Linked DNA regions of Homo sapiens: regions 1, 2, 3, 4 and 5 are each linked to region 6. The links are chromatin loops, found by intact Hi-C in ENCODE. Cell type or tissue: PC-3. All regions are shown on one strand. Region 1 has its middle 12 kb from the start of TNFSF18. Region 2 has its middle 190 kb from the start of TNFSF18. Region 3 has its middle 75 kb from the start of TNFSF18. Region 4 overlaps LOC100506023 (a long non-coding RNA gene). Region 5 overlaps TNFSF18 (TNF superfamily member 18). Region 6 overlaps TNFSF4 (TNF superfamily member 4).

The links. Hi-C counts contacts between places; a loop is a spot of excess contacts. Peaks named below come from ENCODE experiments on the same cell type or tissue, not always from the same donor. Only the 100,000 strongest peaks of a DNase experiment are listed, where the experiment ranks them.
Region 1: it touches region 6 in a loop (3-fold over the local background); 7 of 110 quality-filtered maps call a loop at or near these places.
Region 2: a loop joins it to region 6, with 7 times the contacts of the local background. A loop is called at or near these places in 3 of 110 quality-filtered maps.
Region 3: a loop joins it to region 6, with 2.8 times the contacts of the local background. A loop is called at or near these places in 8 of 110 quality-filtered maps.
Region 4: it touches region 6 in a loop (3.0-fold over the local background); 5 of 110 quality-filtered maps call a loop at or near these places.
Region 5: a loop joins it to region 6, with 5 times the contacts of the local background. A loop is called at or near these places in 8 of 110 quality-filtered maps.

The regions. Positions count from the first base shown.
Region 1 is chr1:173,060,423-173,065,422 of GRCh38, reverse strand. No RefSeq gene overlaps it. Among named protein-coding and RNA genes, the nearest start is that of TNFSF18, 12 kb to the right of the region's middle. In PC-3, no CTCF peak of the experiment used is centred here; DNase peaks (open chromatin) are centred at 1,182, 2,662 and 3,052; H3K27ac peaks cover 1,366 bases.
Region 2 is chr1:172,857,173-172,862,172 of GRCh38, reverse strand. No RefSeq gene overlaps it. Among named protein-coding and RNA genes, the nearest start is that of TNFSF18, 190 kb to the left of the region's middle. In PC-3, CTCF peaks have their summits at 849, 2,485 and 2,705; a DNase peak (open chromatin) is centred at 2,822; H3K27ac peaks cover 835 bases.
Region 3 is chr1:172,973,731-172,978,730 of GRCh38, reverse strand. No RefSeq gene overlaps it. Among named protein-coding and RNA genes, the nearest start is that of TNFSF18, 75 kb to the left of the region's middle. In PC-3, no CTCF peak of the experiment used is centred here; a DNase peak (open chromatin) is centred at 2,130; H3K4me3 peaks cover 283 bases; H3K27ac peaks cover 2,506 bases.
Region 4 is chr1:173,406,148-173,411,147 of GRCh38, reverse strand. All of the region lies in intron 2 of LOC100506023 (a long non-coding RNA gene), which reads left to right. It also overlaps a transcript of TNFSF4 not described here. Among named protein-coding and RNA genes, the nearest start is that of PRDX6-AS1, 53 kb to the left of the region's middle. RefSeq lists an enhancer at 1-449. In PC-3, CTCF peaks have their summits at 1,831 and 2,032; DNase peaks (open chromatin) are centred at 787 and 1,337; H3K27ac peaks cover 1,089 bases.
Region 5 is chr1:173,040,923-173,045,922 of GRCh38, reverse strand. TNFSF18 (TNF superfamily member 18) reads left to right here. Exons shown (of 3, transcript NM_005092.4): 2 at 1,954-1,984; 3 at 4,210-5,000. The coding sequence ends at 4,556. Among named protein-coding and RNA genes, the nearest start is that of TNFSF18, 7.5 kb to the left of the region's middle. In PC-3, no CTCF peak of the experiment used is centred here; DNase peaks (open chromatin) are centred at 2,462 and 2,852; H3K4me3 peaks cover 338 bases; H3K27ac peaks cover 1,073 bases.
Region 6 is chr1:173,199,920-173,204,919 of GRCh38, reverse strand. All of the region lies in intron 1 of TNFSF4 (TNF superfamily member 4), which reads left to right. Among named protein-coding and RNA genes, the nearest start is that of TNFSF4, 4.9 kb to the left of the region's middle. In PC-3, a CTCF peak has its summit at 2,363 (motif pointing right); a DNase peak (open chromatin) is centred at 2,369.

The DNA.
Region 1 (5,000 bases), 140 kb after region 6:
TTTTTTTTTTCTGTCAACACTTTAAATATAACCTACTGTCTTCTGGCCTGAAAGTCTTCTATTGAGAAGCCTGCTGACAATCTTATTGAAGATTTCTCATTTGTAAAGAGTAATTATTTTTCTTGAGATTTTCAAAATTCTTTATGTCTTTGACTTTCAGTAGTTTGAATACAGTGTGTCTTGCTGTGTTGTGTTTAGTTTAATCCTATTTGGTGTTTGCTGAGCTTCTTGAATTTGTACATCCATGTCTTTTCTCAAATTTGGGAAGTGTTCAGCCATCATGTCTTCAAATGAGCACTCTTTCTTTTCTCTTTTTTTCTTTTTCTAGGACTCCCATAATTCATGCAGTTGATGGTGTCCCATAAGTCCGTTAGGCTCATTTAACTTTTATTCTTTTTTCTTTTTGTTACTCAGAGTTGATGATTTCAAATTACCTGTCTTCATCTTTATAAATTATCTTCCTCTGTTGATTCCCTCTAGTGAATTTTTACATTCAGTTCTTGTATTTATTTCTTAGATCTAGAAATCTGTTTGGTTTTTTTTTTTTTTTGGTAATTCCTCTTTTTTGATATTTTCATTTTGTTCCTACAATATGTTCTGATTTCTTTTAGTTCTCTGTCCTTTTCTCTAGGTCTTTGAGCATATTTAAGACAATTGTTTTAAAGTCTTTGTCTAATTTTTCTGAAGTCTGTGTTTCTTTAGGGTACATTCCTAGAGGCTTGTTTTGTTCTTTTGAGCATGTTTCCTTGTTTCTTTGTATGTCTGGATCTTTTGTTCAATTGGGCATTTGAAAAAATAGTCACCTCTTCCTGTCTTTGCAGATTGGCTTTGTGCAGAAAAAGACCTTCACCAATCAGCCTAGCATGAAGGCTGAAGGTCTTCTCAGACCTTTTCTGAGCATTCATGTTCTCTGTATTTGTGCACGTGCTTTCCCTCCAATTCTCCTATATACAGAGCTTTATTTAACATGCCTTAATTTCTCTAAGAGTCTCATCCTTCTTCTCAAAGTCTTAGATATTTTACTGTATTTCTCTGCTCATTATTTCTTGTCCCCAGTCACCTGTGCATTTTCATCTGCTTGCATCTCTCACAGGCTGAGGTTGTTGCTACCGCTTTCAGTGGCTTTCAATATCCAAACTATGACTACATTCTTGCCTGAGTTCCAAGCCAGGAAAGAGAGAAACCAGTCCTGCCGGCAGCCTCCAGACAGACACTGTAAACATGTCCCGCTTTTTTTTTTTCATCCTGTTTCAAGGGAAGAGGCAGGAATTGGGTGGCTTCCTCTTAACCCCACTGCACTATGATGAGAGAGAGACTAGGGCAAAGGCTAAGAAAAATGCCATGAAATTTTCTACCATTTTGAGTGTGGCTTTTGCTTGGTTGGACATTTTCTTGGTTGCTGCAGTCTCTTGACTGGTTTCTAGAGCTCTCACAAGGCTATTAAGCCATTCCTTTGTTGTTTACTTCATGTTTCTGTGGTGGAACCAGGACCTGGATTTTTCTATTCTGCCATCTTGCTGACATCATCTTCTCCAGAGATAGCTTTTAATCTGAAAAGACAATTAAGATTGAACACCAGTGAATTCTACCATTAAAGGAAAATGGGAAAGGACTCCATAAAGATGCCTAATGATAAGGCAAAAAGAAGGGAGAGAACCAAAAGAGAATCATATCCTAGAAACCAAGATAAGAAGCAGTCTCAAGAAATTTTTGGTAAGTAGTGTTAAAATCTACAAAGATATCAAATAAGATGATGACTTATATCAGCCAACTGGATTTGGAACTGTAGAATGCTGAGGGTGGAAGCAACATGTTATGTAGCTATGGGAAGAGTCTACCTGAATAGTGAAGCTGCATAACCACTAAGTGTCTCAAAAAACTGAAACATGATGTCAAACACAAGACTGTTTAGAAAAAGGATAAAGCACTCAGGATTTATGAAATACTATTTGTAGAGCTGTACAGAAAACTGTTTTTCAAATCAATTCCAGCAAAAAAAAATGTTGGCTTCTGATTTGCTTTTCCCCAATTTACAACATATGTGTCTTCTGATTCTGTGTCATCTCTTGTTTATTTCTACTCTTTCAAGTGATGCTTTTGTGGCTAAGAAATCAAAGGCCAGATTTCTCTTCTTAATATGAATTCTATTTAACTACTTTGATTTTCCAAACTTCCCTTTGCATCCCATCGTGTATCCTAGGGGCATTACAGATTTCTCCTTTGATAGTATCATATTTCTACATTTTAAATCTAAATCCAAATGGATAAATATCTTTACATAACTGATCAGTCAGAATTAAAAGAAACAAGTGAAAAAATGCTCCTCAGGGGGCCAATATCCTGGGTGTGATGACAGTAAGCCAGTTAATTTTGTTCTAATCCAAAACCAGAGACTGCACTTATCCCGCAATCCTATCCTGTAGCCCCATCAATGCATGCTTTTCACCATAAAAGAATATAAGATAGAATGTGTGAAAGATGATGGGCAAAGTTCATTTCTACTCAGAAAAATAATTAAAATTATATGTAATATTTGACTCAAAGAGGATCAATATATTATTTCACTTACTTACTCACTCTTCTCATAAATATTTCTTGGACAACCATACTATGTCAGGCACTGTGTGTGCAGAGGTAAACATAGTCCCATCCCCTCAGAGGCTTACACAGTCATAGATACTATTAAAGAGATAGGTACAATGCACTGTGGTAGGTGAAAAGAAGGAGTAACCAATACCACAATTATAAGCTGACAACAAACTCAAGAGTTGTTTGGGAGGTATGCCAGACAACAAACTCAAGAGTTGTTTGGGAGGTATGCCAGACAACAAACTCAAGAGTTGTTTGGGAGGTATGTCAGCTGCTCAGTTCATTTTAGATGGGCTTATTACTGTCATCCCTATTGATAAGAATGTACTTGCTGTATTTACTTCTTTAACATGAGTGTGGTTTTGTGGCAGGCTTTACATTACAGCGTGGTTTGATATACATCAGGAAACAGTTATACAGAGTAATCACTCAGTGCCTACAGGGTGTATAGTAAGGTCCTGGTAATTAAAAACCACAGACAGGGTGCTCCTGGGCCTTCAGTATGGACAAGACCAGTGTGAGTCATGCTGTTTGTATGACAAGCTTTAGGTGATACAATGAGTACAAACATTGCTTTGCTTCCTTTCCTTGGTGTTATTTCATAGCTCTCAGGAGTCAGAATCTTACAGGAGAGAAAGAGTGGACCATTACAGTCAAACATAAGAGACTACCAGACTTTAGCTATACAATATAAAATGTTGTTATCAGTGTTGTGATGTTCAGTAAATAAAACCACCATGGAGTTCAATGTGAAACAAAACATTCAACATAAACTTGGCTCTGGTTATAGATGATTAGTCAAGGTAGAGTGGTATAAACATAGTACTTATAAATTTAAGTCTTGAAAGCTGAATCTAGTCTGATCGCTGCTCCGTGGTGATATAATGTTAGTAAAACCATCCAACCATCCATCCATCCATCCATCCATCCATCCATCCATCCATCCACTCATTCAATGTTTATTGTGCCTCCTCTATGATCCAGGCCTTAGGTGGGTTTCAGGTGTTAGGAGATTTTAACAACTCCTTGCCTTTAGAGGCCTACACCCAAATAGAGAAGATGGTATGCAGATGATTATATTGTGGTAATACCAGTGCTGTCATACGGATAAATACAGTGGGATCTGGGAACACATGGAAGAGGCATTTAACTAAGATGAAAAGGCCAGGAGGTGGTTTCTCTAGGAGGTAGTATGTGGATGAAGTTTAGAGTATGACAACAACTGGCCAGCACAAGATTAAGAAAGAGAAAGTCTAAAGGATGGTTTGTCTCTCAGATATTGGCACTTTCATAATAGAAAGCAGATTCTTGCCATAAGGCAAGATCCTTATTAACCTAATTTGGGGTAAGAACTTCCTTTAAGTAAGAAACCAAGAAAGAAACATACTGAGAATGCTTCTCAAATACAAAGTGGAAGAACTGCAACTTGTAATCGTCAGACTTTTTCAGCAGCAAAACAGTACTGGGCCTCCTGATAATCACCTTCAGGCAGTCCCATCTCCTCTCTGAAAAGACTCAGGGTGTTTCAGAAGGAACACTAGTTAGAGCTTAGACATGTATTCTAACCAAACTCTCATCTCACAGTTGAATTCCTGTTTTGCCCAGTTTTGAGCTCAGGAAATAAGCTTGAGGATAGGCTATAATCCCTAATAATGTTTTCAGAGTTTAAAGCCCACCTGATCTATTGCCTTCTTTTTACCCATTTGGCACCAAAGGAGAGGAAGACATGTCCATGTGAAAACACTTGATTATATATTACTATTTATTTTCCTGAATATTAAAACATTCTTGAAAAATTTTCCAACAACAATGTATTACTATATACATTCAATGTGGATACCATGCATCTATTAAACATCATTTTATATATTACTTAAACACAGTGCCAGTTATGTCATACTGTGTAAAAAGTAGGTTATGGAACTATATGAAAAGTATGATTTTAAATTTGTATGTCAAAAAAGTCTACACACGTTTTTCTTCTTCAATGTCTTACTCTTTGATGACTGGTGCAGGGATTACTACAGAGACAGCTTACAGCCAAGGATACACAAGTGGATGTTATGTTCTAAGTTAAACTTGTATGTGAAAAAGCTGCCTGTTATGTCTTACAAAGAGGGACATTCCATCAAATATTCTAGCAACCTCCCTTTCCTATATTGATAAAAATGGCTAGAGTGGGGAAGAAGGGGTCATGGAAGCAAGGGAACATATTAGAAGAGCATCTCTGAGGAAAAGCCTTCTTGTGGAGTTGTTCAATGTGGTGTGTCAGAGAGGGGATGGTTCCTCTTCATTGCCCACTGTACCCTTGTATCTCCATGGAGCGAGGCGGAACAATATCGACTTAACAGGTGTCTAGGCCACATCATGGAATTGGCAACAGACCACCTATCCCAAAAGACTGTCTGGGG
Region 2 (5,000 bases), 340 kb after region 6:
AAACAAATTTCCAAATTCATTACATACAAATCCTGCTTTCCACATAACTGCAAGAAGCTTTTAAACTAAGCTTCCTGTCATTATATAACAAAGATCCTCTTTTCTCCAGCTCTCAATAACATGTTCCTATCTGAGCCCTCACTGTCAATACCTATAACATCTATAATTCTATAAAAAGTCTATTTATGATTATTTTTATATTCTCCAAGACAATATATTTTTTCTACCATGGTCTTCACTTCTTTCTGAGTCCTAATTAGCAGTGTCACTAGCATGCATATTTTTACTAGCAATCGGCTCAAGGCAATCTAGGGTTTTTCTGTCGTGTTCCATGAAATTATTCCAGTCTCTATCATTGCCCAATACATAAGCCACTTACATATTTTTAGGCATTTGTTACACACTGCTTCCTAACCAAAATCTGTGTTAGTTTTCTATTGCTGCTGTAACAAATTACCACAAACTTAGTGCTTAACACAAATTTATTCCTTACTATTCTGTGTCAGAATTGCACTTGTCTGTAATCAAGGTGTCAATAGGGCTGCCTTCTTTCTGGAGGCACCAGGGAAGAATCTGTTTCCTTGCTTTTTCCAGCTTCTAGAGGCTGCTTGCATTCCTTGGCTCATGACTCTTTCCTCCCTCTTCAAAGCCAGGGCAGAGTATATTCAAATTTCCTCTCAGGCATTCTTGATGCCTTCTTATAAGGATTCTTGTGATTATATTGCATCTCAGATAATCCATGATAATCCCCCCATCTCAAGTTCCTTAACTTAATCACACTTGCAAATTCCCTTTTGCCACATAGGGAAACATATTCACAGGTTTGGGAGGTCATTATTCTTTCTACCACAAGGTGAGCACTTAGATTATTGATTTGAGATCTTTTCTCTTTTATAATATATTCACTTGGTGCTCTAAAGTTTCCTCAGCACTGCTTTAGTTGTGCCCCACAAATTTTGATCAGTTGTATTTTAATTTTCATTAAGTCCAATGTTTTTTCCTCTTGAAACTTCCTCTTTGACCCATGGATTATTTATAAATATGCTATTTACTTTTCAAGTGTTTGAAGACTTTTTATTATCTTTTTAAACTTTTATTTATTTATTTTTTGGGATGGAGTCTCGCTCTGTCGCCCAGGCTGGAGTGCAGTGGCGTGATCTCTGCTCACTGCAAGCTCCGCCTCCCGAGTTCACGCCACTCTCCTGCCTCAGCCTCCGAGTAGCTGAGTAATTTGTTACTACAGGTGCCCGCCACCACACTCGGCTAATTTTTTGTATTTTTAGTAGAGACGGGGTTTCACTGTGTTAACCAGGATGGTCTCGATTTCCTGACCTCGTGATCCACCGCCTTGGCTTCCCAAAGTGCTGGGATTACAGGCGTGAGCCACCACACCCGGCCTTGTCTTTTTTTATTTCTAATTTGATTTCATTGTGATCAGAGGACACACTGTATAATTTCAATTCTTTTAAATTTGTTGAGTTTTTCTGTTTTTTAATTTTAGGATCAAGATATAGTCGATCTTGGTGTGTGTTTCTTTGGAATTTGCAAAGAGTTCTGCTGCTGTTGGATGAATTGTTCTATAAATGTCAATTATATTTTGTTAGATGCTGTTGTTTAATTCTATAGTCTTGCTTTTTTTGTCTAGTTTTCAGTTTTGACAGACTTGTGTTGAAGTTTACAACTATAATTGTGGATTTGTCTAGTTATTTTCAGTTTTTGCTTCAAATATTTTACTTCTCTGTTGCTTGGTGCATTTACATTTAATATTGCTCTGTCTTCTTCATGGAGTCATCCCCTAATTATATAATCTCTCTGTTTTGCAATTTTCTTTGCTCTTGAATCTAAATTATTTGATAGTAATATAGCCACTTGTTTCTTTTGATTAATGTTTGTAAGATACCTTTTCTACCATTTTAATTTTCAACCTGCCTATATCATTATATTTTAAGTGAGTTTCTTGTAGACAACATATAGTTTTCATAATTTTTAGTGTACTGTGCAATCTCTGACTTGCAATTGGTATAGTTAGACTACATTTAAGGTAATTATTGATATATTAAGACTTAAATCTACCACTTAATTTTTGTTTTCTGCTTTGCATTTCTGTTATTTCTTTGTTTTCTTTCTCTTGTCTTCGTCTGGTATGCTAGAGAAGTTTTTACATTTCCTCTTTGATTAGCTTTAGAGTTTTTAATTATATCTTTTATATAGTTTTTTTTAGTGGTTTCTTTAGGTATTATGTTTACATACATAACTTATCACAGTCCACTGTCATAGTCATTTTACCAGTTGAAATAAAGTGCCCCTTTATCCTCCCCTGTTAATAATGTAATTTCCTTAAATATTTCTTCTACATATGAAGCCAGTTATAAAATATAATTTTTCCTTCAACTATCAAACATAATAGAAAAAACTCTAGGAGAATTAAAACCTAATATATTTACCCATATTTTTGTTTACTGTGTTCTTTCTTCCTTCTTGATGTTCTGAGATTCCTTCTTGTACTGTTTCTTTGTCTATAAAGGGGCAGGTAATAAACATTTTAGTCTCAGTGGGCTGTGGGTGAGTATCTTTTGTAACTACTCAATCCAACAGTTGTAGTGTGAAAACAGCCTGAAGCAATATTAAACAAATAGGTTTTGCTGTGTTCCAATAAAAATTTACAAAACAGGCAGCAGACCAGACTGACCCCTGTCTAAACAAGAGCATTTTCCATAATCACTTCACCTTTTTTTTTAAATGCTGATGCAACCTTAGATTCAAACAATGTGGAATTTAGCTTAAACATACAAACTGGAAACCTAATCTATGACTGTATTTCCTAATGTAATGTGCAATTACTGATTCCTTTGGCATGAGTTCTATAACCACATAATCATCTTTTATAAGCAGTTTCTTTGTTGTAGTACTGGGAGCCTTATCTCTGACAGCAAACTTGTGTTTTCTTTTTTTATTTTTTGAGACAGAGTCTTGCTCTGTCACCCATGCTGGAATGCAGTGGCGCGATCTCAGCTCACTGCAAGCTCTGCCTCCCAGGTTCACGCCATTCTCCTGCCTCAGCCTCCCAAGTAGCTGGGACTACAGGCACCCGCCACCACACCCGGCTAATTTTTTTGTATTTTTTAGTAGAGACGGGGTTTCACTGTGTTAGCCAGGATGGTCTCGATCTTCTGACCTTATGATCCGCCCACCTCGGCCTCCCAAAGTGCTGGGATTACAGGTGTGAGCCACCACGCCTGGCCCAAACTTGTGTTTTCTTAATTTAATCTTGTCATGATATGAGATTTCCTGCCTTAAATATACTTATTAACTATTATGTTAGATTTTTTAAGTTTTAAGTGGGCTGGCATTTTTAAAAATACATTTTTCAATATTTGGTTAAAATTATACTTTTTTATATATACTCATTTTGATATTAAATTGTATAATTAGTAATTTCAAAATTAAAATGACCAAATATCATAGAAATCGTATTGTCATCACCAATTGTTGTACTCTATCAAATTGTTGCAACTGATAGAACTCTTTTTTAAAAAAAATTATTCTTGGGGTACAATGCTTGAAAAAGCATGACATGGTACATAGAAATAGACATATAAAGCCAGGAGTGGGGAAACTTGTGTTTTTGAAAGCTGTAAATATTTAGGCTGATTTCCCAAAGAGGAATTCAGAATTATTTAGGGGGAGAGAACTTATTTTGTCTTTAGAAATACTTTAATAAGCCTTTACTTAATGTAAAATTAGACCTGGTGTTTAGTCTGAAAGAGAAAGATAGCTCAAAGGCAGAGCTATATTTCTTTGTTTAATAAACAGAATTTTGGCATTCTCTCCTGGCTAGACACTGGGGGAAAGGAGACTAAAATGAGGCCCGAGCAAAGAGCGTGTGGTGGGCAGTCCTGAGAGAAACAGTGGTTTGGAGCCACCTAAGGCCTAAACAAGAAAAGCAACCAGTGACAAATTTGCTATGTTGTGGATTGCGAAGGAATGTTAAGAAAATAATATGTCTAATATTGCATTTGTCTGTTGTCTCTGCATTGTGTTGTAATCCCACCATGATATTCCCAAACATACAGCATAGGTCAATTAAACACAATAGCCTTTTGGCAGTGAGGGGGATATGTTCATGCCTATCTATGGGATGAAGGGGTGAAGGGAGAGAGGAGCAGCCAGGAAAGGTAAGGTGAGAGAGGACCAGAGCCAGGGACTGGGAGCAGGAATACAGACCTTGTGGCATCCAGGTGGGACTGGTTCCCCTCCTACTTCCCTGACCTTTCTTTCTCAATCTCACCTGTGCTGGCTCCTCCTCATTTCCTAAACTATAAACATGAACTCTAAACCTCTTTTCTTCAGACCTGGTTATATTCATCTCCAAGGCCAGAACTTTTCAAAATGTGGCCTTGCAACCCATTAGTGCATTGTAAAGTCAATTTAGAAGAATGTGACCTGTATTTTTGATGAAATAAATTAAATATAACTGAAAATGTCAGAGTATAATATATGTGGTAAAGGTTGGCTTTTCTCATGAAACTTTTGAATCAGAGTGTATGTGTATCTGTGTGTTGGGGGTGGCAGGATGGAAGAATGTGTTTACCATGTTGTAATGTGACATGCGTAAATTTATTCTGTGGCTTGTGGTCCATAAAGTTTAAAAAAGCACAGCATTAGGTGATCTCATCCAGTGTGATGGTTTTACATACCACCTCTATGCCATGATTCGTAAATACAAATCTACATCTTCAGTGGAACTTAATTGCTAAATTCAACTCACCTACCCAGCTATTTAGTTGATACTGCAATTTGGATGTCCATCAGGTATTTCAAACCAGCATGACCAAATCTGAATACCTGGGTCCCCACATGCATGCCCTACCTGCTCTTCCTGCAGTCTTTCTCATCTCAGAATATGGGAACTTTACCTTTCTGGTTCCTCAGGCCAAAAACTTTGCAGTCATCTTTAACTTTCTCTCTTTCTCTCTCTCTCTCCCTGTCTCCCTCCCTCC
Region 3 (5,000 bases), 230 kb after region 6:
GAATTGGCTCATGTGATTGTGGGGGCTAACAATTCCAAATTCTGGGTAAGTCAGCAGGCTGGCGAGAAGACTTAATGTTGTAACTTGAGTCCAAGGGTAGCCTGGAGGCAGAATTTCTTCCTATTTGGAGGACCTCAGTCTTTTTCTCTCAAAGCCTTCAACTGATTGGAAAAGGTTCACCCACATTATGAGGGGTAGTCTGCTTTATTGAAAGTCTCTGATTTAAATATTAAGCTCATCTAAAAACAGCTTCACAGCAACATCTAGACTGGTGTTTTACTCAATATATAGGTATTGTAGCCTAGTCAAATTGACACATAAAATTAACCATCACAATGTTCATTACTGGGGTTTAACAAAGGTGGTACTATTTATTTCATACAGCTGAAAAAGAAAACATCCAGCAACTATATGAAAGAAAGCTTCAGTTTTTAAAATTCCAAAACAGGGCAAGCTCACTCATTCCACATCAGTGTCTTTAGTGTCTTCAACCATTTCCTGCCAAGGTGAGATTCTACAAACTCATAGTTTTTCTTAATACTACAAGCTTTCTTTCTACGCACTCCTCCTTCTCCTCCACTCCCATCTTATCAAATATAGGTGTAAGCACTGATGAAATATAGGTGTAAGCACTTTTAAAAGAAATGTCTCTATAAAGAAGAAAACATTATAAGCAGAAGGGAGACTATATTTAAACAGACAGTACTAGATATCACACACGTTGGTAATTGTACCACAGAAAAAGGCATAAAACAGAGAAGAAGACAACAATAAAACAACAATAAAAAGCTTCTTTCCAGTGCTTTCTCCTCAAACAGGCCATGAAATGGTCACCACCGACCTATGGCCAAGAAATGACTTGGGGAAGTGAGAGTTCCAGGTCAGCCTCATTGCATGGCAGTTCATATTTTACTCTTCAATGACTTTGAAAGGAACTGACTAATTTGAACCAAACGTAGCAAATTATTACCAAACCCCAGCATGCATCATCATGCTTATTTATTTTCAAAACAGAATACTTTTAATCACTGAGAGATGTTTTGGGCACATAGGACATAGTCTGGCTATGTTTACTACACAAATATTTTTAAGCCCAATTATCAATTATCAGTAAACCCAAGTATTTCCATTAATTCTGTGGGCAAAGACATTAAGGCAATATGACAAATATTTTAAGGTGAGCAAAAGTTTCACCTCCAGTTACCTGGGCAGGAAGTGTGGACAAACCAGTTTGGTTCTATTGTGCTGGTGGTTGCGAGGAAGAAATCATACCATAGCAGAGTTTCAATATGCCTTAAACATAGTATGATTCCTCACACATTTGAAAGATATTCCATTCATTTCAACAATGTTTACTGAGTTCCTATCATGTTCAAAGCCCTGAACTAGGTGGAGGTCGTGGTTTGGGGGAAGATTTACAGATGGGTAAATCATAGGCTCTACTCTTCTCATAATTAAAATTTAGAAGGAAGCATAAAAGCAGTATGTCATATAAGACAAAATATAGTCAGAAACCTAAGAACAGAAATATTTGTGTAGTGGTTTATTGGCCAAATGTCTTTTTGTACTTTAAGAAGAAGAAGGGTTGGGACAACCAACCTCGATTACCTTTGAAAAAGTTGCTCAATGGCCAAGAATCTTGGATAAACTCAGCTTATTTTGAAAATAGTCTCCAGCGCTAACAACAAAGCCTTCCCCATCACTTCATTCTGTTCTTGGTCTTCCTGATTTAGATCTCCAGTGAGATTTTAGAAATCTGCTTCTGTAAGTGGCATTAGGCCATCAGGTGCCTGACACTGCTAATACCTTTGGGAGGCCCAGGCTGCACCCTGGCTTTCCAAGAACACAGAATGCAAAATGAATACTGAATGCCATCAAACATTCTGGGTGCCCTCCACCTTGTCCTTGACCTGATGTGAGCCTGCATCTCTCACCTATCCTCTGTTTCCTTGGTCTGCCCTGGGCCAAAGCCAAGAGCTCCTTGCTTTTTTTTTTTTTTTTTTTTTTTTTTTTTTTGAGTCACTACCAAACTTGTTGACTTTGGCCTTTCCTTGTGATAATTTTCAGTTTAACTGTTTGTTCTGGCCACAGAGATTTCAGTCTAGCTTACAAACTACTTTTATTGTATAACTCAGGGTTTAGGCCAGATTGGTAGCTGGCTCCAGTTACACACCCTGGCTAATGATTCAACAGCTATTGTGTTCCTGGGAAGCTTCTGGTTAGAACTGGATGAAATGATGTGACGTCAGTGGCTGCCAAACTGCACAATTCTTTAGTTTACGTTTCAGTTTAAAGTGATTATAAAGTTATTTTGGGCACTTTTTTTGAGGGACCTTGACACTTGCCACAAAAAACAAAGCCAGATGTTTTTCAGGATTTGATTCCTCTCCACTCATCTCTGTCCCAGTCAGGAACTCAAGGACACCTGCCTTTGGAACTTAAACTTTGATGATGCAATTCATATAAAGTTCAGAATGTCCAGGTTCAAACAGGGCTACATCCATACTAGCGATTCATTAAAGATTTTGGGGGAGAATATATCTCTCCACTGCCTCTTACCATTTTTCCCTAACATTTCCTCCATTCAGTTAATCACTCAATTATTCATCAAATATTTATTGAGTGCTTGCTATGTGCCAGAGACTGTTCTGGGTACAGGGAATGTATCAGGGAATAAAAGTAGCACAAGTTCTGTTCTCATGAAGCTTATACCCCTTAAAATATACAGGGTTAAAGACAGTAAATACCTTGGCGAATTATACATTATTATAAATGGTTATAATTGATATAAAGAAAAATAAGGTAGGGAAAGGGAAAAGGAGGATGAGGCCAAAAGGAGATGTGGATTTGAATAGGGTACTTCTTTGTTAAAACACTGGGCTATTACGAAGGATTGGCAAAAAAAAATTGAGAAAGAATGGCCAGTGAGGTAGGGGGTAAACAAGAGGAGGGTGGTTTTGGTGGTCACACCACTTTGGGAAACTGTTTGACAATATCTTCTAAAGCTAAATATGACCCTGTGGCTCTACAACTGTACTCCTGGCTATGCACCCAGCAGAAACGAGTGCTTATGTGCAAAAAAAAGAAAAAAAAAAGAAAAGAAAACTGGGAAAACTAAAAACATGTACAAGAATGTTCTTAAGAGCTTATTCACAATAGCCAAAAATTAGAAACAGTCCGAATATTTATTCATGGTAGAAAGGATAGACATGCTGTGATATAATTGTACAATGGAATATAAAGTAGAAATGAAAAAGAATGAACTACTGCTACACTCAAACAACATGGATGGATCTCACAGAAGTATACTGCATGAAAAAATCTAGACACAAGAGTGTATATTGTATGAGTCCATCAATATATTTAAAAATATTTAAGTTATTTTAAATTTTAAAATTTAAAAATAGACAAAACTAATCTGTGGTGATAAAGTAGAAAATAGACATTACCTTTGGGGAGACAGAGACTGAGAAGGGGCATAAGGGAGCCTGTCAAGGACTGGTGTTATTCTTATCTTGATCAGAGTAGTGCTAAAGTGCTATATATTTAAGATCTGTGCATGTCACTGTGTACAAGTCATACATATATATATATACTATGAAATACTATGCAGCCATAAAAAGGAATGAGATCATGTCCTTTGCAGGTACATAGATGAAGCTGGAAGCCATCACCTTCAGCAAACTAACACAGGAACAGAAAACCAAACACCACATGTTCTCACTCATAAGTGGGAGTTGAACAATGAGAACACATAGACACAGGGAGGGGAACAACACACACCAGGGCCTGTAGGCAGGAGGGATGTGGGCCTGTAGGCAGGAGGGGTGGTGAGGGGAGGGAGAGCATCAGGACAATTAGCTAATGCATGCAGGGCTTAAAACCTAGTTGGCAGGTTGATAGGTTCAGCAAATCACCATGGCACATGTATACCTATGTAACAAACCTGCACATTCCACACATGCATCCTGGAACTTAAAGTAAACAAAATTAAAAATAAAAATAAAAAGAATTTTAAAAATAAAAATAAAAAAAATTAGAAGTAGAATTGGGAACAGGGACTGGGAACAATTCTTTCATTTTTTTTCCCCTTAACACTAAGTTTAAGTTCTAAGTACATAGACTGTTAAGACTGGGAGATGATTTAAAAATCATCCTGTCCAAACTCCTTCCATAATAGTCAATGAAGCATGCTGCTTTCCTGTGGATGGAGTCTGGATATGTGGCTTTTTGGGTGTTGATCACTTTTCTATAAATTATTTTTGTTGACTTTTTCAATTATGGAAGTCAATAGGTAAAGTACAGCAAAAAAGAGGGTAAACTTAAGGCATGATTTCTTTAAAGATCAAAGATATTGAAACGTGTTCCACATGGAGATGCGAAATTCCAACCAACTCCTCCCTGATGTTTTATTTATTTATTTATTTATTTATTTAGTTTTTTGAGACGGAGTCTCGCTCTGTCGCCCAGGCTGGAGTGCAGTGGCGCGATCTCCGCTCACTGCAAGCTCCACCTCCCCGGTTCACGCCATTCTCCTGCCTCAGCCTGCCGAGTAGCTGGGACTACAGGCGCCTGCCACTACACCTGGCTAATTTTTTTTTTTTTTTTTTTTTGTATTTTTAGTAGAGACGGGGTTTCACCGTGTTAGCTAGGATGGTCTGGATCTCCTGAACCCGCGATCCACCTGTCTCGGCCTCCCAAAGTGCTAGGATTACAGGCGTGAGCCACCATGCCCCGCCGATATTTTATTTTTTAAAAGCACCATTTCTGAGTTGAGAAAGCATGTTTACGGTAGAAGGCATGAGGTGTGCCAACACAAATCCTGGATTATTCCAATCTAGGGGTTTCTCCATGTATGAAAGAAATATAAAAATCTTCTTAGCTTGAATTGCATCTTTTAAATATTTTTAGGCAAGCTGGTGTAAAGATAACATATCCAAGAATGGCTCCAAGTAATGTCATAACCCAACCAAACCACTCAACATGTGCTGGCCCTGGTG
Region 4 (5,000 bases), 210 kb before region 6:
CCTTTGACCATGGGCAAAGTGATATGCCCTGGTCCGCAGCAACAGAGACTTCAGGAAGCCCACACACGTCAAGCGGCCAAAGCGGACCAGTGTCAGCAGGGGGAAATCAGAGGGACTTCCCCCAAGTCCTTCCTGTCAAAGAAAGAAGCATGAGAGGCCTTCATGAAGGTGAAAACCACACATTAAGGACTAGTCCAGACTGGGTACATGTCTCCCCAGTGCAGCTGCTACCCCTTGGGTTTTACCCCAGGACACTGGGTTCCGTCCTGTCATGGTGGTCAGTGCTGGAAAGTTGGGGTTTAAAGCTGTACACAGAGCTTCAGGCAAGTCCTAGGCCAAAGTTCAGTCCAAGGAGCACCAAGGTCTTCTCACTAGCAGCAGGTAGGAAATGATGGACATTGGATGATAACCTGGAGGCCAGTGACATGGTGAGACCACTTCTGACTCCCTCATTTCCCATCTCTGACATCACATCTCCACCACGTGGGCTCACTTAGACATGCTCACAACTATTAAGGTACCACTGGGGGCTTCCTATGACCAAGTCCCTTTAAATGTCTTTTGAATGTTCCCTCCCATTGTGAGAGGAAGGTAGTAATAAGGTGGTACCAAAATAGAATCTTGACACCCATTTACAACTTTTATTTGAGAAGAAGAAATGGGGAGTTGATGAGTGAGTATACGGAGAACCAGTGAGTGAGTGAATGTATATATGTATCTATTTACTTTCCTGGGCCCCAGTAACCTTATTCCTTGAATTCTTGTTGAACCGCAAATTTAGAGCTTCTTTGTAGGTTAGTCTGGTGATTCACTGTTGGTTTGTGGGTGTCAGACATGCAACTGTGACAGCTGTCATCATCTTCTGTTTATGCTGGATTGTGGACTTCTTAAGATCAAGGCCTGTGTCTTTTTTTATTTTTTATTTTTAAATTGAGGCAGTGTCACACTCTGTCACCCAGGCTGGAGTGCAGTGGTGCAATCACGGCTCACTGTAGCCTCAACCTCCAAGGCTCAGGTGATCCTCCCGCCTCATTTTTTGATTTTTTGTAGAGATGAGGTCTCACTATGTTGCCCAGGCTGGTCTCAAACTCCTGGGCTCAAGTGATCCATCCACCCTGGCCTTCCAAATTGCTGGGATTGTAGGTGTGAGCCACTGCACCTGGTTTTTTAAAAAATTTAAGTTTATGTTTTATTGAAGTATAATATGTATACAGAAAAGAGTACAAACCTTGAATGCAGCAGGAGGGTGTACATGTACATAAAGGACTTACACCCGTGCACTCAGAGCCTAGATCAGGAAGCATGGAGAGCTGCGGGAGCTCCTCAGGGCTTACTGCCAGCCACCACTTCCCCTTCATCCTCCTGCCAGCGTAACCACTGCCTGCACTTCTCACACTGTAGATTAGATTTGCATGTGGGAGTCATATTTTTATGCCAGAAAAGAATACTTGATTTTTAAGAAAAAATCACTAAAAGCAAATGTCCTTCAGGGAATACACAATAGTTCAGTTATAAATTCTGTAGTCTTGGGCTTTACCTTAAAAAGTTTGATGACTTTCAATTTAATTTTTTCTTCTTATTTTGAAATAATTTCAATCCTAAAGAAAACTGGCAAGAATAGTATAATGACTTTTTTTTCTGAACTGTTGGAGAGGAAATTATTGCATGATGCCGTATCACTTTAATATTTGAATGTATCATTCCTGGACCCAAGGACATTCTTCTATATAAAAATAATACAACTATCTAAGTTATAAAAGTATTAATAACATTAATACATTACTAACATTGAATCTGCAGACACCATTCCAGTTTCCCCAGCTGTCCCAATAAATGTGATTATCGCAGAAGTTCAGGATCAAGCACTGCATTTGGTTGTTGTGCCTCTTTGACCCTCTCAGAGTAGGGGAGTTCCTCAGTCTTTCCTTGATTCCATGACCTTCACATTTTAGTAGATTACAGTTATTCTGTGGAATGCTCCTTCATTTGAGTTTGTCTCATATTTCCTCAGAATTAGATTTAGGTAATGCTTTTCATTTTTGGTAGGAATAGCAGAGAAGTGATGCTGTGTATGGTCTTCTCATTGCATCCTACAGGTGGTGCACAATTTCAGTTTGTCTTATTAATGGTGATGTTCACTTTGATCACTTAATTAAGAGGTGTCTGCCAGTCCTCTTCACTGTAAAATTATTATTTTTTAAAAAAATTTGTAAATATTTTACGGAAGGTACTTTGAGACTATTTAAATATCCCATTCTGGCCAGGTGCAGTGGCTCATCCGTGTAATCCCAACTCTTTGTGAGGCCAAGGAGGGTGGATCACTTTAGGCCAGAAGTTTGAGACCAGCCTGGGAAACATGGTGAAACCCCCCGTCTCTACTAAAAATACAAAATTTAGCCAGGCATGGTGGCGCATGCCTGTAGTCCCAGCTACTCGGTAGGCTAAGGTGGGAGAATCACCTGGGCCTGGGAAGTTGAGGCTGCAGTGATCGAGCCACTGCACTCCAGCCTGAGTGACAGGAGTGAGACCCTGTCTCAAAAGAAAAAAAAAACAACTCCATTCTGCATGAAATGTTCATCCATTAGTTTTAGCATCCATTGATATTTCTTGTCTGAAACCATACTATTATGATGGTTGCCAAGCAGTGATTTTTTAAATTTAATTATCCATTCTGCATTTAATTAGTTGGCATTCTACTATAAGAAAAAACTTACTTTCTTCCTTATTAATCAATCAATTATTTATATTAGTATGGACCCATGGAAGCTTATTTTATCTATTGGGTTCTAATCTGTTTTCATCAAATTGTTCCCAATTTGGCCAGTGTTCCTATCATTCTTTGTATATTTTCTTGCCTGTTCCTATCATTCTTTGTACATGTCCTTGCCTTCTGGAACAACAAGATATTCCAAACTCATCTTGTAATTTTCCTGCCATTTCTCCTGAGGGGCCTGGCTCTTTTTCATGGAAAATGGTATTTAGAAGTTGTCTTAGTCTGTTTGGGTTGCTATAACAAATATCATAGACTGGTTAGCTTATAAACAACAGAAGTGTATTTTCCACAGATCTGGAGGCTGGTAAGTTCAAGATGAGGGTGCCAGCATGGTTGGGGTCTGATGAGGGTTTGCCTGTGAGATGCAGATTGCCAACTTTCTGGCTGTGTAAGGGGCAAGGCAGTTCTCTGAGCCTCTTCTATAAGGGCATGAGTCCCATACCTGGACCTCTGCCCTGATGACCTTATCACCTCCCAAAGTCCCCACCTCCTAATACCATCACTCTGGGGATTAGGATTTAAATATATGAATTTTGTAGGGGATAAAAACTGTCAAACCATAGCAGAAATCAAAATATGGATGATAGCTGTGTTCATTGCTATTGGGATGTCTCTGCTCCCAGGCTCTCAATGTATAGAGCTAGGACACACACACACACACACACACACACCCATTTACATCTAGTTTTATATCTGTATATTACAGGAAAGCATGAATTCATGCTGATAGTGATGATTTTAATCTACAGCAGCACAGATTCATTCTAGTTTTCACTTTCCAGATTTGTAACTTTTTTTTTTTTTTTTTTTTTTTTGAGGCAGAGTCTTGCTCTGTCACCCAGGCTGGAGTGCAGTGGCATGATCTCAGCTCATTGCAACCTCCACTTCCTGGGCTCAAGTGATTATTCTACCTCAGCCTCCTGAGTAGCTGGGATTACAGGTGTGTGCGACCACACCCGACAAATTTTTATACTTTTTATGGAGACGGGGTTTCGTCATATCGCCTAGGGTGGTCTCAAGTGATTTGCCCACCTTGGCCTCCCAAAGTGCTGGGATTATAGGTGTGAGCCACCGCGCCTGGCCAGATTTGTAACTTCTTTTTCTGACTGTGAGAAGCTGGTTACCTTGATCTACCCTCAGGTTCTGACACTCCACACGGACTGTGCTAATATCCTCCTCATCCTTCTTGGGCCCCAACACCCCAGCCAGGCTGTTTGGTCTGCTTTTCTCCCCTCCCGCACCACCTGCCTCCCCAGTGGCCACTGCCTTTGCTCCCTGCACAGCCATCAGCCTTACTCCACTCAGGTGCCAGCAGTCTGCACCGAGTGAGGCAGTCACCCTTCTCATCCTGCTGCTGCTGTAATATCCTGCCTTGCCATTGCTACTGTCTCCCCATCCCCCCAACTAGATTCCCCTCCTCGCCCTGCTCAGAACCCAGTACCACCCAACAGGCCGCTGTCACTGTTCACTTTCACTTTCACCCCACGGCCACAGGCTCTCCATTCGGAAGCTCTCCGTAATTACCTCTCAGGATTCCCACACCTGGGAATTCTCTCCAGGTCCCAGCTACTTTGATCAGCTCCTTTGAGTAACATTTGGACCGATTCATTCAGGACAGGAGGCAGGAAGACAGAGACTGTCGCAGGGCAATCGCCCCACTGGGCACAACAGACACAGAGCCCAGGGCCCAGGGTAATTTTAGGGTCCACGACAATGTTTTCATATTAATTGCTTTTAAATTCTGAAGAAATAGTGAGTATAATAATTAAGAACATAGCAATGAATCCGGCCTGAATTATATTTATCTTTAAGACAATGTAAAATAAAAATTTTAATTTTTTTAATGGAAGAAGGGGTCCATGAAGGCAAAAGTGCCTAGGACTCATGGAAGTTATAATGCAACCCTGTAATGTCTTCGTTAGCTATGTAGGCCAAATTCCCTGTAGAGTTCCTGGAACATAGTAGGTATTTAATAATTTTTGTGAAATAAGTAAATAAATAAGTGGTCAAGCACTGGGGCATATAGCTCTTGTTTTTCCTATGGCAGACAAGAATAGAGTACAGTAAATAATAATTAATGATGACCTGTTTACTCAAATGAGTGCTTTTTTTCCCCCTAGTAGTTCAGAGCTATCCATATATTTATTTGTTGATTCAAATATTTATTGAGTGCCTACTATATGCCAAAGCCCTGCTTCCTTTGAGTGTGTTTGTATGGTATTGCACA
Region 5 (5,000 bases), 160 kb after region 6:
GAAAGAAGTTCCAATATCAACAACTCATTGGCATTTGTGTCCAGGTATACTGTTATTCTGTCTTGTCACTATGGATAAATTGTCCATGCATCTATCCAAGCCATCTATGAACTAAATCTTATCCTCTCTTGCCTACTCAGGGACATTGCTGCAACAGTTCTCTCCTCGCTCTTACATATTATGCCTCATCCATTTTACAGAAACATTTCCATCAAATGGAAATAGAAAAACGTGTTGTCATTTCTCTCACATTAAAACGTAACAACAACAACAACAACAACAACAACAAAAAACCTCTTTGATCTCTCATCCTCATCCAAACTCCACTCATTTTTTTCTGCTCTCCCTACAGCAAAATTCCTCCAACTTCTCTTGTCCCATTTACCCTTAAATTTATTTTAACTAAGCTTCTGCCCTCTTCACATATCACAGAAACTAATTTTGTCAAGAACTCCAGTGACTACCATGTTGCTCAATCTATCAGTCAATTCACTGTACTCTTCTTACTTGATCTATCAACAGCATTTGACACCAGCTGATCACTCGTCCTTCATGAAATACTTTCTTTTCTTGGCTTCCAAACATCAGACTCTCCTAGTTTCCTTTCAGACTCAGCTTTTCCTTTCTATTGTCCCTTGCTTGTTCTTTCTCATTCTCCGACCTCTAAACATCACAACGCCCCAGTGTTCCTCTCCATCTACACCCACTAACATGATGGCCTCATACAATCTCACAGCTTAAAACATCAACTATGAGCTTAAGACTCTTAAATGTATATCACCAGAGCTCCTTAAATTTCAGCCTGCTTGACACACTTACTTGGATTTATAATAAGCATCACAAACTAATATGTCCACAACCAAACTCATCATTGTTCCCCTCCCCATTTATTCCTCTTACATCTTATCCATTTTAGTGAATAACAACTTTATCTTTCCAATTATGCAGGCCTAAAATACTGGAGTCATCTTTGTTTCTTCTCATTCCCTACCCCATATCCATGTCAGGAACTTCTGTTGGCTCTATTTTCCAACCAAGTATCACCATCTACAGAGCTAGCACCTTGGTCAGAGACACCATGCTCTCTTGCCTAGATGAATGACTGTAATGATCTCTTAGCTAGTCTCACTACATTTGCCCTTGCCTCTGTTTAATTTGTTCCTAGCATAGCAGCCAGAGAAATCCTACAAAAGGAAAGTGTGCAACACGTTTAAGTTCAAAAAGTCTTTTAAGCACTTTGCCATTAGGAAACCAATAACCTTTGGGTGATACAAAAAATGTTTGTGGTTATGCCTGAATTTACTACAACGTATTTTTGAGCATTTAGCATTAACTACTTGTGTTTGTAAAATTAACCACACACTGATGGCATCTTGTAGCATGTGAACTGCCGTACATTGCAGTAGTCTGAAACTTGGAACTGTTTTTCAGGGTATCTCAGATACTGTATATGACATGTAGTTATCTGAATATTATACATGGGTGGTTTCATCAATCTGAGTTGTAAATATTTCTAGGGCTTAATTTACTGTTTTAAATAAAATAAACATAAATAGAAGCTTCACTATTTTCCTTTCACATGCCAACAGATCACCTTGTGCAGTCACTGGGGTGTGGAAACTGCTATTTTGTTGAAAAACTTTTAGAGCCCAAGGTTGGGGGGGGGGTCCGATATCAAATAGTTGTCCTGTAGGTATAGATTAGGTAATGGAATGAGATCTTGACCTTTGTCTAAAAGACCTAAAAGGGAAGCTAGGTAATAAAAGGTAAAGGATGGAGCCACTCAACTTTAAAGGGAGGCTGAGAGGGCTGAGACATGGTGAAGGGAAGGATTTTTTTTATGGTTATAGAACACTAGTTTGCTTCAGGAATTCAAAGCTCTAAATAAATCAATCAAAAAAATTAATGACACTGTCATCATCCTAATCAATTCATCTTTTATTTCCCCAACAGACTGCTAAGGAGCCCTGTATGGCTAAGTTTGGTGAGTAACCTATCTTGCATGTCTTTTACTTTTCTTAGTTTTTGATGCAAGAAGGCAGGTGTCAGTGATCTCAAGAAAACCTGTATTTTCTTTTATTCATTTCTGAGCTACTATGTATAATTACTTATCATGTACTGGGCAGTTGCCCAAGAGCTGAGGCTTTCAGAGGTAAACCAGGCAAAAGAAGCCCATGCCCTGATAAAGCTTATGTTGAAGGCTGCATCTCTGGCCAGGAATGAGCATCTCTCTTACTGGCCTATGAATCTGAGATCCGGGAATCTCCTTTTAATTCTGTGTTTTAATAAACACAACAAGTTTCAGATTTCTACAACCTTTCCTTAAAGTCTTTCTCATGTTTCACATATTGCTAATGTCCAATGGAGTATGTGAGAGAGTGCCATTGTTGTTTCTAAATGTATAGAAGAGCAATGAGAGTTGGAAAAGTGGCCACTTCCTCTACTATTTTCTCTTCTAAGCTTAGCTTCTGAGTCATTTTCCCTTGTGGTCACCTGATATTTGCTTAGAAAACACACCAGTTTACAGTTACACTGAGCCTTAGATTCTTAGAATACATGGAAAATTTCAGATAAATACATTTTTTTTAAAGTTGTTTATAGGTTTCAGGCCAAACATACATTTTCAGTTGAGAACAGACCATTTCTAGAGTTAACTCTGCAACCCCTGTGTTCCTATATAGTTTAAACCAGTAGGTTTCCTTGGCTTGTGGGAATTAGAAAATGTCCTTTTGCCTGTCTCTTTCTTTGTGTTTTGTTTTTGTTTTGCCCATAAGTGGAATGGAATGCATGGCATGTGTGAAATTATGCCTTGATGTGGTAAAAGTTGAGAAACTCAAGTGATGCTAAGGTGGTCTTTAAATGACCCCCTTTCACAGAATTAAATGGGAGAACCAATGACACTTCTTCCTGGTGACCTGCCTATTGCCTATTACATGTCAAGGAAGAAGAAATTTACTGGGCTCCGAGCTCATTGGCGATACTGGGTGGCTTTGTCTTTTGTTCTAGTGATCGCTCTTTCATTCTCCTCCAGAATCTACCTTCAGAGTCTTATATTAGTCATTCATATGAATGAGCATTGAAGTAAAAATGTTACCTCTTCCAGGGTGTTTCCTCATCAAGTTTTCTTTTTAATTATGGGACAAAGGACAAAAATTATGGAGAATTGCAGAACAGATAAGCATTCTGGGTGGTAAAAGCACCTCCCGGGGCTGTGAGATCACACTGCTGTGCAAAACCAAGTAATGTTAGGCAAACATCTAAGTTTCATATGTGCTAATGAAAATGAATGATTAGGTCTTTACCTTTTCTTTACCATTTGGGACAGTATTGCACTAGGGATCCTTATATTTAAATAGTCAAGTTATTTCTATTTATAAACTCATAAATTTACAATTAGCTATTTTTGGGGGATTTATTTAATGAATCCTAAGTAGGTCTTAAATGATATATACCTACAAACTGAGGAGAACAGCCATAATTTAGACACAAAGCACCTAATTCAGGAACATGGAAGTATCATTCAATCAATAAATATTTATGGAACATCTACCAGGTACCAGGGACTTTTTCAGGTGCTGAAAATACAAGAATGAACAAAATAGAGATATATTTGTCCTAAAAAATTTTACATTCAAAGTGATACAAGATGGACAATAAACAAATGAACAATTTAGTTTATAACATCCTAGACACTGACACACTTTATGAAGAAAACTCAAGCAAGGTAAAATGAGGGAATGATAGGAGAACACTTTTTAATATAGCATAATTAAGGAAAGCCACACTGATAAAGTGATAAACAGCCAGTGGTATTTACACCGAAAATGCCTGGAAAGGCATGGACTGCCAACCCTGGTTTTCAAAATTTTGGCTTGTGATTTCTTTCTCCATTAGTCTTTTCTTCTCCTTTCTTTTTCCCACAAATATTAATCAACAAGAGATGCGAAGTCACTTAAGTCATTTTTCTATTCCAAATTCTTTTCCTTAGAATTCTTGCTCCAAGCAAGAAATACTCTTTGGATTTGCAATTTCTCTAAAACAAGGAGTAGATAGGTACTTAAAATAGAAAAATTCTGCTTGAAGAGAACTAGTGTAGATCAGGTAAAGAAACAACATGTATGTGGTAAATAATTAACTACAATCTGGAAAAGGATGAAATAATGAAATAACTATGCTTTCATCTTTTTTATCCTTGTATATTTCTTATAGGACCATTACCCTCAAAATGGCAAATGGCATCTTCTGAACCTCCTTGCGTGAATAAGGTGTCTGACTGGAAGCTGGAGATACTTCAGAATGGCTTATATTTAATTTATGGCCAAGTGGCTCCCAATGCAAACTACAATGATGTAGCTCCTTTTGAGGTGCGGCTGTATAAAAACAAAGACATGATACAAACTCTAACAAACAAATCTAAAATCCAAAATGTAGGAGGGACTTATGAATTGCATGTTGGGGACACCATAGACTTGATATTCAACTCTGAGCATCAGGTTCTAAAAAATAATACATACTGGGGTATCATTTTACTAGCAAATCCCCAATTCATCTCCTAGAGACTTGATTTGATCTCCTCATTCCCTTCAGCACATGTAGAGGTGCCAGTGGGTGGATTGGAGGGAGAAGATATTCAATTTCTAGAGTTTGTCTGTCTACAAAAATCAACACAAACAGAACTCCTCTGCACGTGAATTTTCATCTATCATGCCTATCTGAAAGAGACTCAGGGGAAGAGCCAAAGACTTTTGGTTGGATCTGCAGAGATACTTCATTAATCCATGATAAAACAAATATGGATGACAGAGGACATGTGCTTTTCAAAGAATCTTTATCTAATTCTTGAATTCATGAGTGGAAAAATGGAGTTCTATTCCCATGGAAGATTTACCTGGTATGCAAAAAGGATCTGGGGCAGTAGCCTGGCTTTGTTCTCATATTCTTGGGCTGCTGTAATTCATTCTTCTCATACTCCCATCTTCTGAGACCCTCCCAATAAAAAG
Region 6 (5,000 bases):
TGTGTGTGTGTGTGTGTTTCTGTGTGTTTGAGAGAGAGAGAGAAACAGAGACAGAGAGATTGAGAGAGAACATTGTAGAGCAGCTGCTGACAAAGAGACATAGACTAGTAGCCATTTAAAACTCATCTACAATACTGTTTGGAAGTTTGATTGAGGGATCGGGTGGTGGTGGTGGTGGTGGTGTTGGTAGTGATGAGGCAAGTCAAACCTCTATTTTATAAGACATAATGTTACAGTGATGTGTATTGGAGGTGAAATAGAGCTGAAATGCTCACCATTTACCCAGTTAAATTGGACCTCTTTTATTGTGAGAGAAAGGTTTTTGGGAAATAATTGTGATTTTCCCTTTTATTTCTTAGATTTAATTTTTTAGCCTTATAAAATAATTGCCTACATGAATGGCTCTGTAAATACAGATATAGCTACCAAGCTCCATTTGGCCGTCAGCTTTCCTTTCAATCAAGTTTATTTAGTAGCCTCTGTTTTCTCATCACTGGGTTAGGTCTATCTACATGCAGGAAATGCAGAATATTTTGTTTTTAAGATGCTAGAAAAAAAGTTAGACCCTACCCACTCCTCATCTAATTTACTTTCCTCTTTGAGCCTTGATTTTTATAATCTGTATTATGAGAAAGTAGGATCAAATGATCAATAAGATGTCTTCCAGCTCAATATCTTATGAGTATATAGTTTATATATTCATAGAATGGATATAAGGATTTGAGAAATACAAAATGTGAGTTAGTATATTTGTGTTTAAGCTTATGGATTTCCTGGCTCCTAAGAAGGGATTGAGGGGAATCAAATTTGCACATATGTACTTTTCTATACTTAAGTTATATATTCTGTACATATCTAAATAACCTATTCTGGATTAGCAAAACACACTGTTTAGAAAAGGGAAAGAAGTGAATGCCCTGTAAGAATATTCATGACATAAGGTATATAATTCAGTGCTTCTGTCACCAAAACCAATACACACTGTTTGGATATTACATTGGGACATCCACTTAAATTGTCAGGCTTCCAGTCTTACCTGGAACTTCAGCTATGGAACAAAGGCAGAAAAAGCTGACCTATAAGGTGTGAGAAACCTCACTGAAACCATTGAAACTTGGCTTTTCCAAGATTCATATCACCTTTATCATCATGCTCAAAGACCTGAAGGCTTTTAGTGATTTTTTTCAGCAATTCCTACTTATCACTTTTTTTCAGTTCTTATCACTTTTTTTTCAGCTGGGAACAACAGAAGTAGAGATACTTAGAAAGTGAGTTGACCAGTTCTGTATCAGTGAAAGCTGGAATTAGAATTCACAGTTTCTTAATGAAGTTTCGGGCTACAACTTGGACCTTTCTTTGTATCATTTAATAAGAGAAAGAGGAGTTTGCCTGAAAAAAATATTGTTTCAGATTAGCTTAATTTAAATGTCTCCATGTCATTTAGAAAGTTTTTAGAAGTTCTTTTTTAACAATAGACCTGCAAATAAGATAATTTCAAAGGCATTTGAATTTGCTTTTCATAAGCAAATCTTTGAGAATTAAAAAATTAACATCTGAAGTTGACTTGGCTTGTCATAAGGCATTTTGAGGCTTCTAAAGGAGGTATTAAACATATAGAATCATTGAATTTGGGGGCAGGTATTAGATATAGTCTATTTACAGATAAGAAAACAGAAACCTAGAGAGGGTAGGTGAACCATTCGTGACCACTTAGCTGGTTAATTCACCAGAACTCCTGATTCCTACACTATGGTTCTTCTTATTATCAATGAAACCATCCTTACACAGATTTTTTTCCATTGAGTGTTTACTTGTGCTAGGTACCATTTGAGGCACTGGCGATATAAACATCCATTGGAGAAGGTTTTTGAACTATTTACACTCACAGTCAAGATGCAGGGTGGGGACAAAAGAGTGACATGCTCAAGGGACAATGGGAAGATGAGAGGAGGGAGGAGGGAGGGCTGCCTCAGCCTTCTGGGGAGTCAGGAAAACCTGCAGGAGGAGATAATGCTTCAGCTAATACTAGAAGGAGGAGGATAAATTATTTAAGCAGACAAGCGGATGGGAATTGGTGGGTAGGGGTAGAAGGCTTACTAGGCAGAACAGCAAGTTTTTCTGAATAGCTCAAGTTGAGTGTTCCTGTGGGAAAGTGGTGGAGATGAAGCTGAAAAGCTGGGGAGGTGGGGAGCAGTTCACAAAGGATCTTGTGAATCATGCTAAAGGAACACGCTTCATTCTCTCCTACGCCAAAGGAAATACAGGAAAAATTACCAACATTGTTACCTCTCCAAATTTTGCTTCTCTTGTGTAGTCTGTATTTTGGCAAATATAGAAAGTGAGTCTAATCTGAACAGCACTAGGGGGCACCACAGTAAAAGTAACGATTCTCTTGTGTCTGAAGACAGCTTATCCTCTTTTCCTGAAGAGTTGATTAGAAAACTTCTCAGGCAGTCAAGTGCTCATCCACAAATAAGAGAATGAACAATATCAGGGGCAGCTAATATTATTCACTATTTGCAGAGTGATGATATTTTCTAAATGAAGTGTTTAGATATATGTTTTGATCTGGGTATTCAAAATAGGACAGAATAATTTGGATGGGGATGATGCTGGAAAATATTGCACGTGTATGCACATATAGATCCAAATATACACACACAGAGGAGAGTTGGGAAACAAGCCAAAAGGCTCTAGGTATAGATCTAGGGATACAATCTCTCTGTTCCTCTTCTCTGACCTCAGCTGCTGGTTACTAGTACTGAGTAGACCCAGCCTTGTTTAGGGGCTGGCCACCTTGGCCTTCCACTTCTTCTTCTTCTTTTATATATATGTGTATGTGTGTGTGTATATATATATATGTATATATATATAGCAATTACTTCTCTCTCAAATGACAGCTTACCCCACTTCAGGGATTCTCCATTCATGGAAAATGAAAGTTAATCCTTTTGCATCATTTGGGTTAGAGGAGCTACATACAGTGTTGTTATTACTGTTTAATGAGGGAAAAATAACCCAGCTGAGTTGTAGGTGGAAAGGTTTATGTTTCCATAGTCACTAATGAAATACATGGTAGAGTTGGATTGAAACTGAATTTTCTACCATCCTATGCTTTGTATATTTCGTTTGTAATCACCCATGCTTTTGATAACCAATCTTTTCAAACAAAGGAATTAAAACATTTGCTTATACAAAGCTATAAAACATCATCTCAGATTTTGGAGGACTCATTGAAGTATAAAGGGAGTGCCCTGGGCCAGGAACCAGAATTTTTCAGTCCAGGCTTTTACCTCTTGACCCCAAGTAAATTTCTTGAAATTCCCTGGGCATCAGTTTAATCATTTCCAAGACTGGAATTTGGTTGTGGTGAGGATTAATTGATACACAGCTTTGTAAATGCTAAGATTATTATTATCATTATCCATGAACATGCTTCCGTTAACATACTGCTACTAAAATGTTGACTTTATAGTATGTGTGTGCACACATACACACACACTGTAACTCAAATCTCAGAAAGCATATCAAAGTTAATGTTAACCATAACTTCATGAACCTTGATTTCCCCAATGTAATTTTTAGGATTAAAAAATCCACCTTGGAAGAGTCCTATTATTTTTAAACATAGATTTCTAATTAAGATTTCATGGGTGCATTAGAGAGCAAAAGAATGAAGGGGAGAATTTATGAGGTTATGAAGTGTGATTAGGTTCAGTGTCTGCACGTGGTTCAGAGATCTAAAATTACGTACTCAGAGCACATGGCTTAGGCTATTTCCGTTTCTTCTTATTTTGATATATTTCATCCAATTCTCCAATGACTTGGCTACCAAATAAGGCAGGAAATTAGATTTATAAGAGGCATATCATCTGGTTCACTAATCTAGAAACATTGGGGAATATTCCTGGCATAACTAAAATCTTTTTTCAGTAGGCCTTTCATTCTGAAATGCACCTTAATTTTTATAAGTTTGCCTAGCTTGATAACATGCAAATGCTATTTAAGAACACATGCTTCTTGACAGAAAGATGGACAAACAAATCTGAACTTTAATTCTTCTTATACTAATTTAATAAGATCTTGTGGTTAGAGAGCCTTCATTCCCAAAGTACTATATTGTACAGGTGGGGAAGTGAGGGCTCCAGTGAGTTTAAGTGATGTAGCCTCAGGGCTGGGCTCCCCAGCGGCAGCCAGACCTTCATCCTAGAAAGCCAGTGAAACAGTGTCAAAGATCAAGATGGAATGACAATATTACAAAAATGATAAAGAACATCAAAACATGCATCAAAGGAAAGCATCTTAATGAGATATAAAATAAGTCATAAAACATGTATTTTACAGTTTAGTAATGTAAAACATATTTTGAATTACTTGTGTGTTGGGTGATGACAATTTTTAGCTTCTAAGACCCCCATGCATATTAATCTGGCCCTGTATATGGTGCAATAAAACCTAAACTCAAACCGTTTTTTAGAATGGACGGGTAGCAGGGAGGTTGAATGGTATTATTCAATGTACTACTTGCAGTAACAGTCTCTCATCTTTGCAGAGCTTTTTCCTACTTCTGACCTCATTTCTTCACTAAGACCTTGGAGAAAGATGGTGTGCAGTTTTACACTGAGGAAATATGAGGTATAGAGACTTGACTAGGTTTGCACAGAAAGGTCAGGGTTAGAAATTAAGACTCAGTCTAAATTCCAGTCCTATCTTCTGTTATGCCTGGCCACGAGGCCACGAGTCTGAGCTTTAAGAATGTTGGCTAGCTGTTTTTAAAATTCATTTTCTTTTTTGGCATTAGTGTTTTTTGAAGAAAAATTGGAGGAAGGATTTATGCCATCATAAAGGGAAGAAAGACTCTTTTTAAAAAAAGATTTAAATATACTTACACAAATGTAGATAACATAATCAACAAAGCTTTAACAATCACATAATAACTTATGGATTATTTTTATAAAATGGTCAAAGCATTGTATGTATGATATATTTGTACAAGAGAA